Linked DNA regions of Homo sapiens: region 2 is linked to region 1. Evidence: chromatin loops called from intact Hi-C (ENCODE). Cell type or tissue: heart right ventricle. All regions are shown on one strand. Each heading gives the region's core, and the rest is flanking DNA. Links, peaks and the distances in the headings are about the cores only. Region 1 holds the start of LOC124904068 (a long non-coding RNA gene). Region 2 overlaps LGALS3BP (galectin 3 binding protein).

The links. Peaks named below come from ENCODE experiments on the same cell type or tissue, not always from the same donor. Only the 100,000 strongest peaks of a DNase experiment are listed, where the experiment ranks them.
Region 2: a loop joins it to region 1, with 5 times the contacts of the local background. A loop is called at or near these places in 103 of 110 quality-filtered maps.

Annotation. Positions count from the first base shown.
Region 1 is chr17:78,861,993-78,871,453 of GRCh38, reverse strand. It overlaps TIMP2 (TIMP metallopeptidase inhibitor 2), which reads left to right. Exons shown (of 5, transcript NM_003255.5): 3 at 448-556. It overlaps LOC124904068 (a long non-coding RNA gene), which reads right to left and starts at 9,229. Exons shown (of 2, transcript XR_007065924.1): 1 at 9,027-9,229; 2 at 3,224-3,480. RefSeq lists a silencer at 7,301-7,501 and an enhancer at 8,853-9,147. In heart right ventricle, for the core only: CTCF peaks have their summits at 5,330 and 5,529 (motif pointing left); DNase peaks (open chromatin) are centred at 5,533 and 8,953; H3K4me3 peaks cover 452 bases; H3K27ac peaks cover 1,379 bases.
Region 2 is chr17:78,963,819-78,973,279 of GRCh38, reverse strand. It overlaps LGALS3BP (galectin 3 binding protein), which reads left to right. Exons shown (of 6, transcript NM_005567.4): 5 at 58-310; 6 at 576-2,025. The coding sequence ends at 1,704. Among named protein-coding and RNA genes, the nearest start is that of LGALS3BP, 11 kb to the left of the region's middle. In heart right ventricle, for the core only: CTCF peaks have their summits at 1,607 and 1,820 (motif pointing right); a DNase peak (open chromatin) is centred at 1,819; H3K27ac peaks cover 590 bases.

The DNA.
Region 1 (9,461 bases), core at 966-8,965:
TTTTGACGGAGTCTTACTCTGTCATACAGGTAGGAGTACAGTGGCGCCATCTCAGCTCACTGCAACCTCCACCTCGCAGGTTCAAGCGATTCTCCTGCCTCAGCCTCCCACATAGCTGGGATTACAGGCGCTTGCCACCATGCTCAGCTAATTTTTGTATTTTTAGTAGAAACAGGGTTTTGCTACGTTGGCCAGGCTGGTCTCAAACTCCTGACCTCAAGCGACCTGCCCACCTCAGCCTCCCAAAGTGCTGGGACTACAGCCATGAGCCCTGAGCCCAGCTGGAACGGTCTTTTCCTAACCCATGTATTTGCACTTCCTGGTCCTCTTGGGTGCTGGCTGTACCCCAGCTACAGGTTGTGCCGCCCAGGGTGTTCTGGATGGGAACGGAATTCACCAACTGTGTGGCCTCCCTCTGCTTACATGTCCTCCTCCTTGTCTTTCCAGATGTTCAAAGGGCCTGAGAAGGATATAGAGTTTATCTACACGGCCCCCTCCTCGGCAGTGTGTGGGGTCTCGCTGGACGTTGGAGGAAAGAAGGAATATCTCATTGCAGGTGTGTATGAGTGGGGCCATCAGCCGGAGGCTGGCACAGAAGTGGGGCTGTTCCTAGACGCGGTCCAGGGCTCGTTTCCCAGGCTCGGGGGGTGGGGAGGCGGAGTAGCTGAGGAACAGTGAGGCAGGGTACGGAGCCCTCTCGGCCACTTCCCGTCAGAGAATGCTAGTGAATGTTCACTACCTGCCAATTTCCTGGGAAATTTGAGATTGGTGGACAAAAAAAAGGGAGCATTTTTGCCTTTTGTTCCTAAAAGGGAGGCGAGTGCGGGATGCTGGAGACATGCAGGGCAGAGAAACCCTTTCTGCCGTCGGGAGGGCCAAAAGCTCGCGTAACATCTGTGGATACTATGCACGAGACCTGCTTGACTTATTCATTCATCTGTCTCCTTTTTTTATTGTGGTAAAATAATACGTAACAAAATGTAGCCATGTTAATTAACCATTTTCTTTCTTTCTTTCTTTCTTTCTTTCTTTTTTTTTGAGACAGAGTGTCGCTCTGTCGCCCAGGCTGGAGTGCAGTGGTGCGATCTTGGCTTACTGCAACCTCCACCTCCTGGGTTCAAGCGATTCTCCTGCCTCAGCCTCCCGAGTAGTTGGGATTACAGGCACACGCCACCACGCCCAGCTAATTTTTGTATTTTTAGTAGAGATGGGGTTCTACCGTGTTGGTCAGGCTGGTCTCGAACTCCTGACCTCAGGTGATCCACCCACCTCGGCCTCCCAAAGTGGCAGGATTACAGGCGCGAGCCACCGCGCCCGGCCAACCATTTTCAAGTGTACACTTCAGTGGCATTAGATACATTCGCTATTGTGCAACCATCACCACCATCTGTCTCCACATCTTCCCAAACCAAAACTCCGTCCCCGTTAAACACTAACTCCCCCTTCTCTCTTCCTCAGCCTTGGCCCACCTCCATTTTACTTTCTGTCTCTGTGGATTTGACTACTCCAGGGGCCTCACATGGGTGGAACCCTGCAGTGTTTGTCCTCTCTGTCTGGCTTATTTCAGTAGCATCATGTTTTCAAGGTTCGTTCACGTTACAGCATACATCAGAATTTCCTTACTCTTTTTTTTGTTTTTGAGACAGAGTCTCGCTCTATTTCCCAGGCTGGGGTGCAATGGCACTATCTCGGCTCACTGCAACCTCCGCTTCCCAGGTTCAAGCGATTCTCCTGCCTCAGCCTCTCAAGTAGCTGGGATTATAGGCACACGCCACCACACCTGGCTAATTTTTTTTTGTATTTTTAGTACAGACAGGGTTTCACCACGTTGACCAGGCTGGTCTCCAACTTCTGACCTCAGGTGATCCGCCCACCTCAGCCTCCCAAAGTGTTGGGATTACAGGCGTGAGCCACCACACCCGGCCCAAAATGTCCTTACTTTTTAAGGATGAATAATATTTCATTGTATGAATGTAGCACATTTTGTTTATTGTTGCATCTCTTTGTTTATAGTTTTTTGGTTTGTTTTTTTTTTTTTTGAGACAAAGTCTTGCTCTGTTTCCCAGGCTGGAGTGCGATCATGACTCACTGCAACCTCGATCTCCTGGGGTCAAGTGATCCTCTCGCCTCAGCCTCCCAAAGTGCTGAGATCAACTACAGGTGTGTGCCACCACACCCAGCTAATTTTTTTATTTTTTGGTAAAGAAGTCTCACCATGTTGCCCAGGCTGGTCTTGAACTCCGAGGCTCAAGCAATCCTCCTGCCTCAGCCTCCCAAAGTACTGGGATTATAGGCGTGAGCCACTGTGCCCAGCCTATATTTTTATTCCTAAGTAAAATTATTTTCCCTTACTTCCTTCTACGGCCTCCTCTGCTTGCCCAGCTAGGCTGAACCACAGGAGGCCAGGACAGGATTCTCAATCTCAGCACTATTAACATTTGGGGATGGACCATTCTTTGTTGTGGGGGCCTACCTTATGCATTATAGGATATTCAGCTGCATCCCTGGCCCCCACCCTCTACATGCCACAGCACCCGCTCCAGTCGCGGGGTCTCTGGACATTGCCACATGTGCCCAGGGGAGGTGGGGTAGATTGCCCCTGCTTGAGAACCACTGGGCTCAAAGAGCTTTCTGCAGTGATGGAAGCGGTCTCTGCACCATCCAGTCCAGCAGCCCCCAGCCTTGTGGCTCATGAGCACCCGAGATATGGCTAGTGCAGCCGAGGAGCTGCATTTTAAATTTTATTTCATTTCAAGTAATTTTAGTATAAATGTAAACAGCCACATGTGGCCGGCAGCCGCAGTCTAGCATGGCACTGACTCAGCCAGTTAAGGAACATTATTCCCCTCCTCCCTGGGGAAGTAGGAATCTGATCACAAACTTAAGAAAAAAAGAATAGACAAGGCCTGGTGCAGTGGCTCATGGCTGTAATCCCAGCAATGTAGGAGGCTGAGGCGGGCGGATTGCTTGAGGTCAGGAGTTCAAGACCAGCCTTGCCAACATGGTAAAACCCTGTCTGTACTAAAAATACAAAAATTAGCTGGGCGTGGTGGCAAGTGCCTGTAGTCCCAGCTACTCAGGAGGCTGAGGCATGAGAATCATTTGAACCCAGGAGGCAGAGATTGCAGCAAGCTGAGATCACGCCACTGTACTCCAGCCTGGGTGACTGAGCAAGACCCCATCTCACAAAAAAAAAAGAGAAAAGAAAGAAGAGACAAGACAATTCCCCTAGCCTGGTACTATAGTTTGTTCCAAAAGGCAACTGTAATCATAAACATATACTCCAAATCCAAATATCCATGATTGGGGGATTTTCTTCTGGTTTAGGTGACATGTACTTTTTTCCCTTCTAAAAATCAATGTGTGCTTAGTGAGCACCTGTTAGGTGCCCAGCCCCGTGTTAGAGACAATGGGAGATTCCCACGGTGAGATCCTTGGCTCTGGTCATCATGGAGCACACAGATGTTCCGAATGGGGAGACTGGAAAAGAAAGAAAATAGATTTTGCTTGTGGAGAATTGTGAATAGTAAGTGAATGCTTAGAAGGTGCAAAAGGGGCCGGGCGAGGTGGCTCACGCCTGTAATCCTAGCACTTTGGGAGGCCGAGACGGGCAGATCATGAGGTCAGGAGATTGAGACCATCCTGGCTAACACAGTGAAACCCCGTTTCCACTGAAAATACAAAAAAAAAATTAGCCGGGCGTGGTGGCGGGCGCCTGTAGTCCCAGCTACTCAAGAGGCTGAGGCAGGAGAATGGCGTGAACCCGGGAGGCGGAACTTGTAGTGAGCCGAGATCGTGCCACTGCACTCCAGTCTGGGCGACAGAGTGAGACTCCATCTCAAAAAAAAAAAAAAAAAAAGAAGGTACAAAAGGAAGAGAGACTCTCACAGGTCCAAGGGTCTAGACAGACTTGCTGCTGGAAGAAGGTGGTGTCCTTGCCTATGGATGGGGAGGAGGTCATTGCAGGGAGGAAGATGCAGGGCTGTGAGTTGGGCAGGGAAGACTCCTGTTATCTCCCCTTGGGTAAGATCTTCCCTCCCTTCCTTAACATGCTCACAGCTCCTGCTTTGCTGGGTATCTCGGTCATCAAGACTTCTATCCCTCTCCTTGGGGATAATAGGAGACTTCCCCCCCTTTTAAGATGCATTTCTGGACTTCCTAAAATGTTTTATTATGAGCACTTTTCTTATTCTCATTCCAAGACAGAGTCTCCCTCTGTTGCCCAGGCTGGAATGCAGTGGTGTGATCTTGGCTCACAGCAACCTCTGCCTCCTGGGCAATTCTCGTGCCTCAGCCACCCAAGTAGCTGGGATTACAGATGTGTGCCCCCATACCTGGCTAATTTTTGTATTTTTAGTAGATACGGGGTTTCACCATGTTGGCCAGGCTGGTCTTGAACTCCTGACTTCAGGTGATCTGCCCGCCTAGGCCTTCCAAAGTGCTGGGATTACAGGCGTGAGCCACCGCGCCCGGCCTACAATTCAGTGGTTTTAGTATGTCACAGAGTTCTGCAACCATCACTACAGTCAAAAAGAAATCCTGTATTCTTGAGCTATTACCCTCCTGACTCCCCTCCCCCTCCCCCAGCCCTAAGCAGCCACTGGTATACTTCCCGTCTCTATAGATTTCTCTATGCTGGGCTTTCCTGGGAACGGAATCATACGTGTGACCCTGTGTAACCGGCTTCTTTCGTGTTTCCAAGGGTCATCCATGTTACAGTGTGTATCAGAATTTCATTCCTTTCTATGACTGAGTATTCCACTGTATGGATAGACCACGTTTTGTTTATCCGGTCATCATTTGATGTGCATTTGGGTTGTTGCCACCGTTTGGCCATTGTGACAAATACTGCAATGAACATTGGTGTGTGAGATTTTGCAGGGACCTGTTCTCATTTTTCCTGGGTGTATCCCTGGCAGTGGAATTGGTGGGGTCGGGGGTGGGGAGGGGTTGGGTGACTTTAGGTTTAACCATTTGAGGAGCTGGCAGACCGTTTTCCAAAGCAGCTGCACCATTTTACACGCCCAGTATTATCTATGATTTTTACAATAAGAAAAAAAAAATCAAATGGAGAAGGGTAGAGGGACAAAAACCACCTGTGGTGCAAAGATCTTACCAGCTAACTAATGCCCTCAAAAAAAACACAGAGGAGGCAGGAGAGCTGGGGTGGCCGCACAGCACGCACGGTGGCGCGTGGCAGAGGCATGGTCTGCAGTGTGGCATTCGGGGGCTGCTGCAGCTGTGCACAGAACAGAGCACGGGAGGAAATTTCCCAGCGTGTCAGCATCTGCTGTGTCTCCTTTTCAGTTCTTTCCTGTATTAAACCTTTAAAATTATGGCATTTATTACGTTTGTCATCAGAAAAATAAAATCTGGAGAGACAAGAAAGGAGACAGAATCCCCCGTGGTGCAGGGAACTTACTTCCAGTTTTCTGCATCCTGTTTGTTCCTATCCACAGGGAACAGCCTTTAAAGTAAGTCCCAGCCGTCCCAGCTCAGTTTCGTCACACTGCCCTCTAGGGGCTTTCTGGCCAAACTGCAGCGCTGCGGAAGGACTCTTGGGTGCAAAAGTGACCTTGGTCTGAGCCAGCACCGGTGTCCAAACATACCCAGCTGAATCCTCGCCCATGCTGAAGCTCTCTGTTTGTTTTTGTTTTTGTTCGAGATGGAGTCTCTCTCTGTTGCCCAGGCTGGAGTGCAGTGGCACAATCTCGGGTCACTGCAATCTCTGCCTCCCGGGTTCAAGCAGTTCTCCTGCCTCAGCCTCCCAAGTAGCTGGGATTACAGGTGCCCAACACCACGCCCAGCTAATTTTTTTTTTTTTTTTTTGAGACAGAGTTTCTGTCTTGTTGCCCAGGCTGGAGTGCAATGGCGTGGTCTCAACTCACCACAACCTCTGCCTCCCGGGTTCAAGTGATTCTCCTGCCTCAGCCTTCCGAGTAGCAGGGATTACAGGCATGTGCCACCACGCCTGGCTAATTTTGTATTTTTAGTAGAGACGGGATTTCTCTGTGTTGGCCAGGCTGGTCTCGAACTCCTGACCTCAGGTGATCCGCCCACCTCGGCCTCCCAAAGTGCTGGGATTACAGGTGTGAGCCACCGCACCTGGGCGGCATTAAGTACATTCACAGTGTTGTGTAACTATCACTATCTATTTCTAGAAGTTTTTCATCATCCCAAACTGAAACTCTCTCCCCATTAACCAATAATTCCCTGTTCCTCTGTTTGCCCAGCCCCTGACAACCACCTTTCTACTTCGTCTCCATGAATTTGCCCATTCTAGACACCTCGTACAGGTAGAGTCATACCTCCTTCCATAGCTGAAGCATTGCACTTAGCATAATGTCCTCAAGTTCATCCATGTTGTAGCATGGGTCAGATTTTATTTTATTTTATTTATTTATGAGACGGAGGCAACAAAGCCCAGGCTGGAGTGCAGTGGCGCGATCTTGGCTCACTGCAACTTCCGCCCCCCAGGTTCAAGCAATTTTCCTGCCTCAGCCTCCTGAGTAGCTGAGGTTACAGGCATGCACCACCACGCCCAGCTAATTTTTGTATTTTTTTAGTAGAGACGGGGTTTCATCATGTTGGTCAGGCTGGTCTTGAACTCCTGACCTCAGGTGATCCGCCTGCCTTGGCTTCCCAAAGTGCTGAGATTACAGGCTTGAACCACTGCACCCGGCTGGTAGATTTTATTTCTTTTTATGTGCATACATTTTAAAGTTTCCAAAATATGTAATACTCTTCTAAGTTGAATTCTATATATGTTTTCAAATTGTTAACATTTCCATTAACTTTTTAACTCAGATACTACTTAGTATCTCAAGGAGGAGGCACGAGGTTTTGATGAGGACACAGAACTAAAGGTGCCAAGTGCAAACAGTTTATTGCATAAAGAAAATAAGGAAATGGGCTGACCATAGTGGCTCACACCTGTAATCCTAGCATTTTGGGAGGCTGAGGCAGGAGGATGGCTTCAGGTTAGGAGTTCAAGATCAGCCTGGACGATATAGCAAGACCCTATCTCTACAAAACAGGAAGGGAGGAAGGAAGGAAGGAAGGAAGGGAGGGAGGAAGGGGGAGGGAGGCATGGAGGAAGGGAGGAAGGGAAGGAGGGAGGGAGTGAAGGGAGTCAGGGAGAGAGGGAGAGAGGCAGGGAAGAAAGGAGGGAGGGAAGAAGAAGGAAGGAAGGAAGGAAAGAAGAGATGAGCTGGGTGTGGTCATGTGCACCTGTAGTCCTAGCTACTTGGGAGGCTGAGGCAGGAAGATCTCTTGAGCTCAGGCATTTGAGGCTGCAGTGAGCTAGGACTGCACCACTGCACTCTAGCCCAGGTGGCAGGGCGGGACCCTGTCTCTGTTTTAGAAGAGAAAAAGATAACGACTAAGTGTCATGAAAAGATGTGAAGAAATACAATGAGATGCCCGAGTGAAGGCTCTGAAAACACCTGCTCGAGTTCGAATGTGTGCTCTGACACCTGACTCGTTAATGTCCTTGGCCAAGTAACTTTACCTGTCTGTGCCTCCCATGCCGATCCGTACATGGGGGATGATGACAGTAGTATCTGCCCCACGAGGGGTTGTTGAGAGGATGAAAGTGGGAGTAGGAGACCAGAAATGATGATCACAGAGATGCTGGTTATCTTGGTCAGGCCCCACTCAAGGGTAGCTGATAATTTTATGTCTTACACTGGAGATGACAGTGACCCATACACGCAGCACAGCACTGCATGAAAAGCTGGTGAGTCGATACAGAGAGTCATACTGAAGGTCTAAGGAGGGCTAGGGTAGCCTGTAGCAGAATGAGCGTGAAGGCTCTGCTGAAAGGGCATTGCTCCCTGGACCTGTGGCGGGATCCTCGGTAGAAAGCTGACATTGAAAGATTTTGAAGAGCTTTAGTTAAAAAGTTAAAAACAGCCCAGCGCAGTGGCTGACGCCTGTGATCCCAGCACTTTGAGAGGCTGAGGCGAGTGGATCATGAGGTCAGGAGATTGAGACCATCCTGGCTAACACAGTGAAATCCCGTCTCTACTAAAAATACAAAAAATTAGCCAGGCATGGTGGCGGGCGCCTGCAGTCCCAGCTACTTGGGAGGCTGGGGCAGGAGAATCACTTGAACCCGGGAGGCGGAAGTTGCAGTGAGCCAAGATTGTGCCACTGCACTCTAGCCTGGGCGACAGAGCAAGACTGTCCCCCCACCCAAAAAAAATAAATAAAAAATAAAAATAAACCAATGTTGGCAAGGCTATGGAGTAAAGGGAACGCTTAGGAACGCTTATGCGCTGTTGGTGGGAATGTAAACGAGTTCACCCACTGTGGGGCACACTTTGTAGATTTCTCAAAGAACTGAGAAAGCAACTAGCATTTGACCCAGCAATCCCACTGCTGGGTGTATACCCAAAGGAAAATAAATCGTTCAACGGCACTGCGCCCGTATGTTCATTACCGCACTATCTGCAATAGCAAAGACACAGAATCAACCCAAGTGCTCATCAATGGTGACTTGGATAAAGAAATGTGGTGTATATATACTACGGAATACTACGCAGCCGTGAAAAGGAGGGAAATCATGTCCTTTGCAGCCACATGAGTGCAGCTGGAAACCATTATCCTAAGGGAACTAGTGCAAAAACAGAAAACCAAATACCACATGTTCTCACTTAAAAGTGGGAGCTAAACATTGGGTACACATGGTCATAAAAATGTGAACAAGAGACACTGGGGAATACAAGGAGGTGGGAGGGAGGAAGCAGGATAAGGGCTGAAAAAATTCTACCTATTGGGCGCTATGCCCACTACCTGGGCGATGGATCCGTTCATATGCCAAACCTCAGGGACACACAATATACCCATGTAACAAATCTGCACATGGACTTCCTGTTTCTAAAAATCAACAAAGATTGTGAGACCTGCCCAGTGGCCAGCTGGCTGTGTATCTTCTCCACCAATGAGGCTGCATTACTTCATCCTCCTCTCCCTGGGAGGGGGAGCAGGGGTGAAGCTGTTAATGGCCACAGTGGCTGACTCACCTCATGGCGAGAGGAACCTCTCTCATCTGACTTCTTTCCCAGCCTTGGTCAGATGACTCCACATTGAATCTGGCATTTATTTCCCGAGGCAGGAACCTAGATCCAGTTTGCCTCGAGTCAGGATAGACCCTTTATCCAGGGGCTAACCAGAAATCACAGGGCACAGTGAACCACTCAGCTCTGGCTGGCTGTGGCCAGTGAGTGACCGCATGGCCTGAGCGGGCCACCTCCTCCTGGACCGATGACTCAGTCTCACGTGTCGAGTCGGGCACCAGGAGACTCATACAGAGTTGGCCCTGTAATTTTCTTCTACATTCCTCTTCTCCAAAAGGAAAAATAAACATACAACCCTTCGTTACAAATTTTAATTCCCGGTTTTCTGTAACCCAGACTCATGCCTCGCTTTTCTCGGAGACAGACATAAGTAGAACATCG
Region 2 (9,461 bases), core at 829-8,828, 100 kb before region 1:
GAGAGTGGCAGTGCCCCGGCTCCTAACGCAGCCCACTTCCCTCCCGCCCCTTCTTAGAAACCAGGAGCACCCACACCCTGGACCTCTCCAGGGAGCTCTCGGAGGCCCTTGGCCAGATCTTTGACAGCCAGCGGGGCTGCGACCTGTCCATCAGCGTGAATGTGCAGGGCGAGGACGCCCTGGGCTTCTGTGGCCACACGGTCATCCTGACTGCCAACCTGGAGGCCCAGGCCCTGTGGAAGGAGCCGGGCAGCAATGTCACCATGAGTGTGGATGCTGAGTGTGTGCCCATGGTCAGGGACCTTCTCAGGTGAGCCGTCTCGTCCTCAGGCTCTGGGGCCGCCAGGGGCTTTGTCCTCCTCCCCTCTTCAAAAGCACAGCCCCCCACACACACACCTGCACATACTCATGCATGCACATGTACACACGCAGTCACACATGCACTCACGCAGTTGCACACACACGCATGCTCACTCCCACACTGTGTGCACTCAGGTGGCTGTGTTGGACAGTTGGGCCCAGGGCTCCCCTGCTGTCCTGTGGGGCCGGCATCTGCTCTCCTTCTTTCTCCCCAGGTACTTCTACTCCCGAAGGATTGACATCACCCTGTCGTCAGTCAAGTGCTTCCACAAGCTGGCCTCTGCCTATGGGGCCAGGCAGCTGCAGGGCTACTGCGCAAGCCTCTTTGCCATCCTCCTCCCCCAGGACCCCTCGTTCCAGATGCCCCTGGACCTGTATGCCTATGCAGTGGCCACAGGGGACGCCCTGCTGGAGAAGCTCTGCCTACAGTTCCTGGCCTGGAACTTCGAGGCCTTGACGCAGGCCGAGGCCTGGCCCAGTGTCCCCACAGACCTGCTCCAACTGCTGCTGCCCAGGAGCGACCTGGCGGTGCCCAGCGAGCTGGCCCTACTGAAGGCCGTGGACACCTGGAGCTGGGGGGAGCGTGCCTCCCATGAGGAGGTGGAGGGCTTGGTGGAGAAGATCCGCTTCCCCATGATGCTCCCTGAGGAGCTCTTTGAGCTGCAGTTCAACCTGTCCCTGTACTGGAGCCACGAGGCCCTGTTCCAGAAGAAGACTCTGCAGGCCCTGGAATTCCACACTGTGCCCTTCCAGTTGCTGGCCCGGTACAAAGGCCTGAACCTCACCGAGGATACCTACAAGCCCCGGATTTACACCTCGCCCACCTGGAGTGCCTTTGTGACAGACAGTTCCTGGAGTGCACGGAAGTCACAACTGGTCTATCAGTCCAGACGGGGGCCTTTGGTCAAATATTCTTCTGATTACTTCCAAGCCCCCTCTGACTACAGATACTACCCCTACCAGTCCTTCCAGACTCCACAACACCCCAGCTTCCTCTTCCAGGACAAGAGGGTGTCCTGGTCCCTGGTCTACCTCCCCACCATCCAGAGCTGCTGGAACTACGGCTTCTCCTGCTCCTCGGACGAGCTCCCTGTCCTGGGCCTCACCAAGTCTGGCGGCTCAGATCGCACCATTGCCTACGAAAACAAAGCCCTGATGCTCTGCGAAGGGCTCTTCGTGGCAGACGTCACCGATTTCGAGGGCTGGAAGGCTGCGATTCCCAGTGCCCTGGACACCAACAGCTCGAAGAGCACCTCCTCCTTCCCCTGCCCGGCAGGGCACTTCAACGGCTTCCGCACGGTCATCCGCCCCTTCTACCTGACCAACTCCTCAGGTGTGGACTAGACGGCGTGGCCCAAGGGTGGTGAGAACCGGAGAACCCCAGGACGCCCTCACTGCAGGCTCCCCTCCTCGGCTTCCTTCCTCTCTGCAATGACCTTCAACAACCGGCCACCAGATGTCGCCCTACTCACCTGAGCGCTCAGCTTCAAGAAATTACTGGAAGGCTTCCACTAGGGTCCACCAGGAGTTCTCCCACCACCTCACCAGTTTCCAGGTGGTAAGCACCAGGACGCCCTCGAGGTTGCTCTGGGATCCCCCCACAGCCCCTGGTCAGTCTGCCCTTGTCACTGGTCTGAGGTCATTAAAATTACATTGAGGTTCCTACATTTGTTTGTACAGAAAGTGTTGTTGGGTCCACACCGTGTTTAGACATCAGGTGTGCCAGGCTCTGGGGGACAGGTCATGAGGCAGAGTCCCTGTCCTTGTGAAGCTACAGGCTAACGGGGAAGACAGGGAACAGGAAGCACACCTCCCAGCCCGGAGCAATGACACAGTGGGACACGAGCAGGAGGGTGCGTGCCACTGCATGCGTGCACGTGGGTGTGTGATTGCATGTGCACAGGCGTGTGTGTGCTCATGAAAGTCTGGCTGTGACGGGTGCCCTCACCCCTTATCTGGGTAGGTGTGCTCTTAAAATTTTATTTACTTTTGAGACAGAATCTTGTTCTGTCGCCCAGGCTGGAGCTCAGTGGTGTGATCTTGGCTCACTGCAACCTCCACCTCCCGGTTTCAAGTGCTTCTCCCGCCTCAGCCTCCTGAGTAGCTGGGACTACAGGCACCTGCCATCGTACCTGGCTAACTTTTGTATTTTTGTAGAGACAGGGTTTCACCATGTGGGCCAGGCTGGTCTTGAACTCTTGACCTCAGGGGATCCACCCACCTCAGCCTCCCAAAGTGCTGGGATTACAGGCGTGAGCCACCGTGCCTGGCCTATGGGTGGGTGTGCTTTTGCCAGCACTACCTCCTGCTCACGTCCGACCGGAAGGAGAGGGTGCTGAGGTGGCAAGGTCAGGGCTGCACCTCCGGCGGGGCGATCGGGTCTCTGGAAGACGTGACCGGGCTGGGTCATGGAGAGCAGCAGACAGCAGACTGTGGAAGCTGGGAGGAGGGAGAACGAACAGCAGGAGTTAGGAACCTTCGCTCTGGAAATCCTGGTCCACAGGGACAGGGGACAGAGATTCTCATCTCAGCCTTGTAAGAGTGAAGAATTGGAAACGACGTCAATACCCACCAACAGGTGCTTGACTACAAATAAAAGGCACCTCCCCTGGGCTGAGTGAGGCGGGTAGAGGTGCGCTGGAAGATCCTGGGAACCACAGAGTCTCAGGGGAGGCTGGGGGACCCATTGGATGCCGGGGGGACATCCGTGACAATGCCACAGCAGGTTCTGGGCACAGAACGTCGCTCACCACCAACAGGAATTCAAAACTGCCCCTGCTTCTCCATGGCCCGTTGCAGGCACAGAGTCCCCAGGGAGGCACCTGCTGGGCCGAGCTCAGGCTGGCACCTGCCGCTGTGCCACGGTCTGGGAGGACAACAGTGTGGCCTCTGGAACAGGAGGTGGCACAGGGGCTCCCCTAATGGGAGGGAGGTTCAGGTGCTGAACAGCCAAGATGGCAGCAGACGCCCCACCCACCCTCTCCCCACAGGTGCCACAAGGAACAAAAGCAGTCTCACAAAACCTCCTGCCTGTGAAGGCAGCTGCTCCCTGTACTGGATGGAGGCCTCTGCTCCCCCAACCCCCCCACCTCCAGATCCTGCGTCCAGCCCAGGTCCACCATCCTGGCAGGACATCCCCTCCTCCACATGTTTTTTGTTTGTTTTGAGACAGTGTCTTACTCTGTCGCCCAGGCTGGAGTGCAGTGGCACGATCTTGGCTCACTGCACACTCTGCTTCCTGGGCCCAAGTGATTCTCCCGCCTCAGCCTCTGGGACTACAAAGTACTTGGGACTATAGATGTGCGCCAGCAGGCCTGGCTAATTTTTTTTTCTTTTTTTGTATTTTTAGTAGAGTCGGGGTTTTGCCATGTTGCCCAGGCTGGTCTCGAACTCCTGGGCTCAAGCAATTTGCTCGCCTTAGCCTCCCAGAGTTCTGGGATTGCAGGGATGAGCCACTCTGCCCGGCCTATCTCCTCCACCTCTATTTTGATCCTATTGACATTTTAGCAACCGAGGGGCCACGTCGCCACGGACCACTGCCAAGACCAGTGTTGGGGACAAACCACAATGAGATCAGGAGGAAGAAGGAAAAGCGATGTCACGGTAGAGGCGTGGCAGACATGGCAAAGACCAGAATCACAGCCTCCATTTCTCGAGTCAGTCCCAGGACCACAGCAGCTCTCTTCTCTCCCGCTCCGTGCTCCCTGGCATCTCACGGCCAGGGAAGGTAACTGGAGTCTTCCTTCCAGGGAACTCTGAGCCCCGTGGGTCCTGCCTGCAAGGGAGGCCATAGCCCTGTGTGGGGCTGGGAGATGCAGGAGTTTGAGAAGTCACTGGAGTTCTTCCGTGCTGCTTGCAGTTTTGAGCGGCAGCCCTGTTCCCCCGGGACAGTCAGGACCGACCATCCCAGCCTCCGAAACACTCCTCCCTTCTTCACCTGTTCACCCACAGGCACCGTGGTCCCAGAGGCGAATCCCCATCTTCACTGCCAATTTGAAGGAACGTGGAGATGTCTCATCGTGGAAACGTTCCTCTCTTGGGTGCAAAACCCCTGTGTCGGCTTGGTGTGGTGGCTCACACCTGTAATCCCAGCACTTTGGGAGGCCAAGGAGGACGGATCACGAGGTCAAGAGATCGAGACCATCCTGGCCAACATGGTGAAAACCCCCCCACCCCGATACAAAAATTAGCTGGCGTGATGACACGCACCTGTAATCCCAGCTACTCAAGAGGCTGAGGCAGGAGAATTGCTTGAACCCGGGAGGTAGAGGTTGCAGTGAACCGAAATCATGCCACTGCACTCCAGCCTGGTGACAGAGCAAGACTCTGTCTCAAAAAAAACAAAACAAAACAAAAAACAAACAAAAAAACAGAACCCAGGTTTCAGGACTAGAAGCAGAACCTTTGCACTAGGTGATGGGCGCCCTGCTCAGGGCCCCATGGCTCACTGCTGTGCATTCTGAACAAGGAGAAATGCAGATGGGCTCCTTGAGCTGGTGCGTCCACAGGTGGAGGGCAGCATTTTCTTGTCTACAGGGAGGGAGGAAAGGATGATTTGGGGGACCTGGAGGCAGGGACTTCCGGGGCTGTCTCATCTGCCGCCCAGCACGTCCGCAGAGCCAGGCTCTTGCATTTTTCCCTTCACTGGCCTCCTGAGCCTGAGGTTTCATCCCAGCCTTCCTGTTTCGTGAGCCCTTGAATGTGTGATAGGTGACACATGTGACCATGAGCCCACGGCCTGACTGCAGCTCCTGAGTCACCTGCATGTCTGTGGGTGGCCAACAGGGTGGGAAAGGTGTTGAGTCAGTGAAGGGCTGGTGGCACTGAGGGCCGTGTAGGATGGGGGCATTCAGATCTAGAGTAAGTGTCGATTCCTGGGGAGCAAGCGGCTGCCTCCTCCGATGGAAGGGGTCGGCTGCAAGCCACGGCCTTCAGGAAGCCGGAGCTCCCCATGGGCATCGAGGCGCCGAGCGAAGGCCCAGGAGCGCCAGGTCCGCTCCCATCAGCCTTGGTGACATGGCAGTGGTGAGCCCGTGCAAAGCCTCCCTCCCCACAGGCCACCTCTCAGCAGAGGAGGCCCTGGAGGCTGTAGAGGTGCAGAGTGACACTCTGTGACACCTGTCCCCACACCCCGGGGTAGGCACCCCAGCATAGGACTGCAGTGGGGCCTTTCAGGGAACAGTCAGGGGACAGAAGCATCCTCATCTCTGTGGCCATCCCAAGACGCCGGTCCCTGCTCTCTTCCCAAAGCTCACGGCTACTCATTCTTCCATCCTCCTCCCTCCAGCCCTGGCATCTCTGATCAAACCCTGAGCTGCTTCCACAGGTCACGTGGCCAAGGCCGGCTTCCCTCCATCCACACGGAAACTGAGATTGGCCACTCCGGGTTCTGCCCAAAGCGAGGTCCCCTTTCTGCTGGGCAACAGGCCACTCCCACCTGGAATTAGCCCGCAGTGCAATCTGAAACAGGCTTGCGTTTCTCCCACCTCCGTCACCTCCGTCACCTCCGTCACCGGTATTAGGGAATGCACCATAAGGCCCTGGGGGAAGCCCCAGGTGCCCTGGGTGGAGGGTGGGGCAGCCTTGGCACAGATGAAAATCACCCATGTCTCCAGAGACTGCCCGCGCTCCTGAGGGCCACGTCCACCTGTGTCCTTCCAGCTCATGGAGGGCAGCTCATGACCCATGCTCGAATGTTTGGGCCAAAGCTGGTTGTGCTGGAAGGAGTGAATCTCCCTGCCAAAGAGGGCCCTGCTCAGCTCCAAACCGCTGGATGCTCCTGGGTGGTCCTCCCAGCGGGCCTGCCGCGGGCCCCTCACGCCCATCAGCATAGCTTCCTGCATCTCAAGCCCCACGTCCTGGCCTAACGGATCTTAAGGTCACAGGCAAGGCAGCTGCACCAGCAGACAGTGGCCTCGTGCTCTGACACCAGACTTGGGTCTCTAGTAAAGAGGCAGGAGCCACTCCCCAAGTAAGGCATGTGTCCCCTCAAAAGTCCACAGAGATCTAGCCAAGGTTGGGCCCGTTTCTAAGGCACCAAGGGGTACACACATAGGGCACCCACTGGGGTTCACTTTGGTCCAGTGTGATGACTGTAGCATCATGAGTTGGCAGGAAGCAGAACGAGACAGCCGGTGTACTCCTGAGGCAGGACACGTGTGTGTGCATGTGTGTGCACGCATGTGTGTGTGTGGACGCAGGAGAGACAGACCGAGATAGGGAGAGGGGGAGGGAGCTGCCGTCAGCCACTGCTGCATCCACGTGCGGGGTGTGCTCATTTACTCCAATCAGCCACATCTGAAACAGTGGCAGCGCCGTCTTCATCTGGTGTAACTCACGAGAAGCTACTCACCAAGTCCTCGGGACAGCTGCCGAACCCCTGCCCTGGAGCTCGGTCGCCGGGTTCACGGCCAAGAGCCTCTTTGGGGAAGGCCAGGAAGCGGATTCTTGGTACTGTAAGTCCTTGTCATTTTATTACAGGGTCCTTTCTGTAAGAGATTTGACCACCCTTCCTTCCAAGGGGCTCTGGGTGATCCAGGAAATGGGTGAGAGGCTACGACTCTGTCGTGATGGCACAAGGTGCCTCTGTTCACCAGATCTGGAGCTTTTCTTTCTTTCTTTCTTTCTTTTTTTTGAGGTGGAGTCTCACTCTGTCCCCCAGGCTGGAGTGCAGTGGCACAATCTCAGCTCACTGCAAGCTCCACCTCCTGGATTCAAGCGACTCTCCTGCCTCAGCTTCCCGAGTAGCTGGGACTACCAGCACGCACCACCACGCCCGGCTAATTTTTTGTATTTTTAGTAGAGACGGTGTTTCACCATGTTGACCAGGCTGGTTTTGAACTCCTGACCTCAGGTGATCCACCTGCCTCAGCCTCCCAGAGTGTTTGGGATTACAGGCATGAGCCACCGCGCCCATCCCGGATCTTGAGCTTTTCTAACACTACAGATCATGTGAGGGTTTTGCAAGCTCCCTGCCTGTTTTGGTCCTGTGCACCTCCACCTTATGGCCATCACGAAGCATTTCAATTGCAGCATCTCCAGAGGGCCTCTCTGACCTACACAGAGCAGCCGCAGGGAATTTTCTAGGAGACTGGTTCCTCCTTCCCTGCACATTTCCCTGGGCGGGCTTTTGGGGGAGGAGAGCTTCCTGGGTCTGTCCAGAGTCAAGGCCAGCAATTGACTGCACACGGCACACACTCCAGGGCACCTGGCTCCTCGATGCCTTGGATTCTTTTCTCTACAACACACTGAGGAATTCACGGGCCATCCGTGACTCCAGTTTTCAGTCAAGCAATTGAGAAGATAATTAGCACTGCTCCCAGCTGCTCAAGCTAGCGCACAAAGCCAGAATCTCTCATGCATGCACCTGTACTAGATATTTTTAGCTTCAGCTTCCTATCATGAAAGCCCAACATAGCAGGGACTCTATATGACATTTTTTGTTATTTTCTGACACATAAAAGGGAGAAGGCACCCTTTCTGGAGGTAGACTTCTTCCATTTGTACACCATTATTGTATGCCTGCCACCCTCAAGGCTACCCTCATGATCTACAATGGCTGCTGAGATTCCAGCCATCACTTCTGCCTTTCAGGCAGCAAGAAGAAGGTAGCAGAAAAGGACAAAACTTTTCTCAGTTGTCTATCCCGAGACTGAGCTCCTCTTTATTTTTATTTTTTTGAGACAGTGTCTCACTCTGTCACCCAGGCTGGAGTGCAATGGCGTGATCATAGTTCACTGCCGCCTTGACCTCCTGGGCTCAAGCGATCCTCCCACCTCAGCCTCCTGAGTAGCTGGGACCACAGGTATGTGCCACCATGCCCAGCTAATTTTTGAGTTTTTCTAGAGATGGGGTCTTGCTACTTTGCCCAGGCTGATCTCAAATGCCTCAGCTCAAGCAATCCTCCCGTATGGGCCTCCCAAAGTGCTGGGATTACAGGCGTGAGCCACAGCACCCTGCCTGCCAGTGAGATTTTTAAAAACCATTTTATTGGTATATTACACACACACATGTGGGAAGCGTAGAGCTTGGTTAATTGTTGTGTTACATGTAAACACTGCTGGCACCACCCCTCGGATAGAGATACCGAACCTTTCCCTCACCCCAGAAGGCTCTCTAGGTCAGAACCTCCACCATGGAACCACTAAATCTGATTTCTGTCGACACAGAGTAGTTGTTCCTGCTCTTGAACTTCATGTAAATGGAATCGTACCTGAGTACCCACTCCCTAGTGTCGTGTCAGGCTTTTTGGCTTCCATACAATGCCTATGAGATTCACGCACGTTGTTCTTTGTAGCTGAAGTGAACCCCGTTACGTGACTATACCACAGGTTATCAACCCAGTCTACAGGGGATGGGCATTTGGGTTGTTTTCAGAGGGTGGTTTTTGTTGTTGTTCTTGTTGTTATTTTGAGTAAAGCTCCTATGAACTTTTATTTTTTGAGACAGAATTTTGCTCTTGTTGCCCAGGCTGGAGTGCGGTGGCACGATCTTGCCTCACAGCAACCTCTGCCTCCTGGGTCCAAGAGATTCTCCTGCCTCAGCCTCCCAAGTAGCTGGGATTACAGGTGTGCACCAGCACGCCCAGCTAATTTTTGTATTTTTAGTAGACGGGGTTTTACCGTGAGACCAGGCTGGTCTCAAACTCCTGACCTCAGGTGATCCACCTGCCTCAGCCTCCCACAGTGCTGGGATTACAGGTGTGAGCCACTGTGCCTGGCCTTGTACTAATTTTTTTTTTTTTTTTTTTTTTTTTGAGATGGAGTCTTGCTCTGTCGCCCAGCCTGGAGTGCAGTGGCACGATCTCGGCTCACTGCAAGCTCCCAGGTTCACGCCATTCTGCCTCAGCCTCCCGAGTAGCTGGGACTACAGGCACTCGCAACCACGCCCAGCTAATTTTTTTTATTATTATTTTTAGTAGAGACGGGGTTTCACCATATTAACCAGGATGCTCTCGATTCCTGACCTCGTGATCCACCCACCTCGGCCTCCTAAAGTGCTGGGATTACAGGTGTGAGCCACTGCGCCCGGCCAGCCTCATACTAATTTTTATACCAGCCAGTGTTCTTAGTTTCAACCAACAGAAACCACCTCTGGTTAAC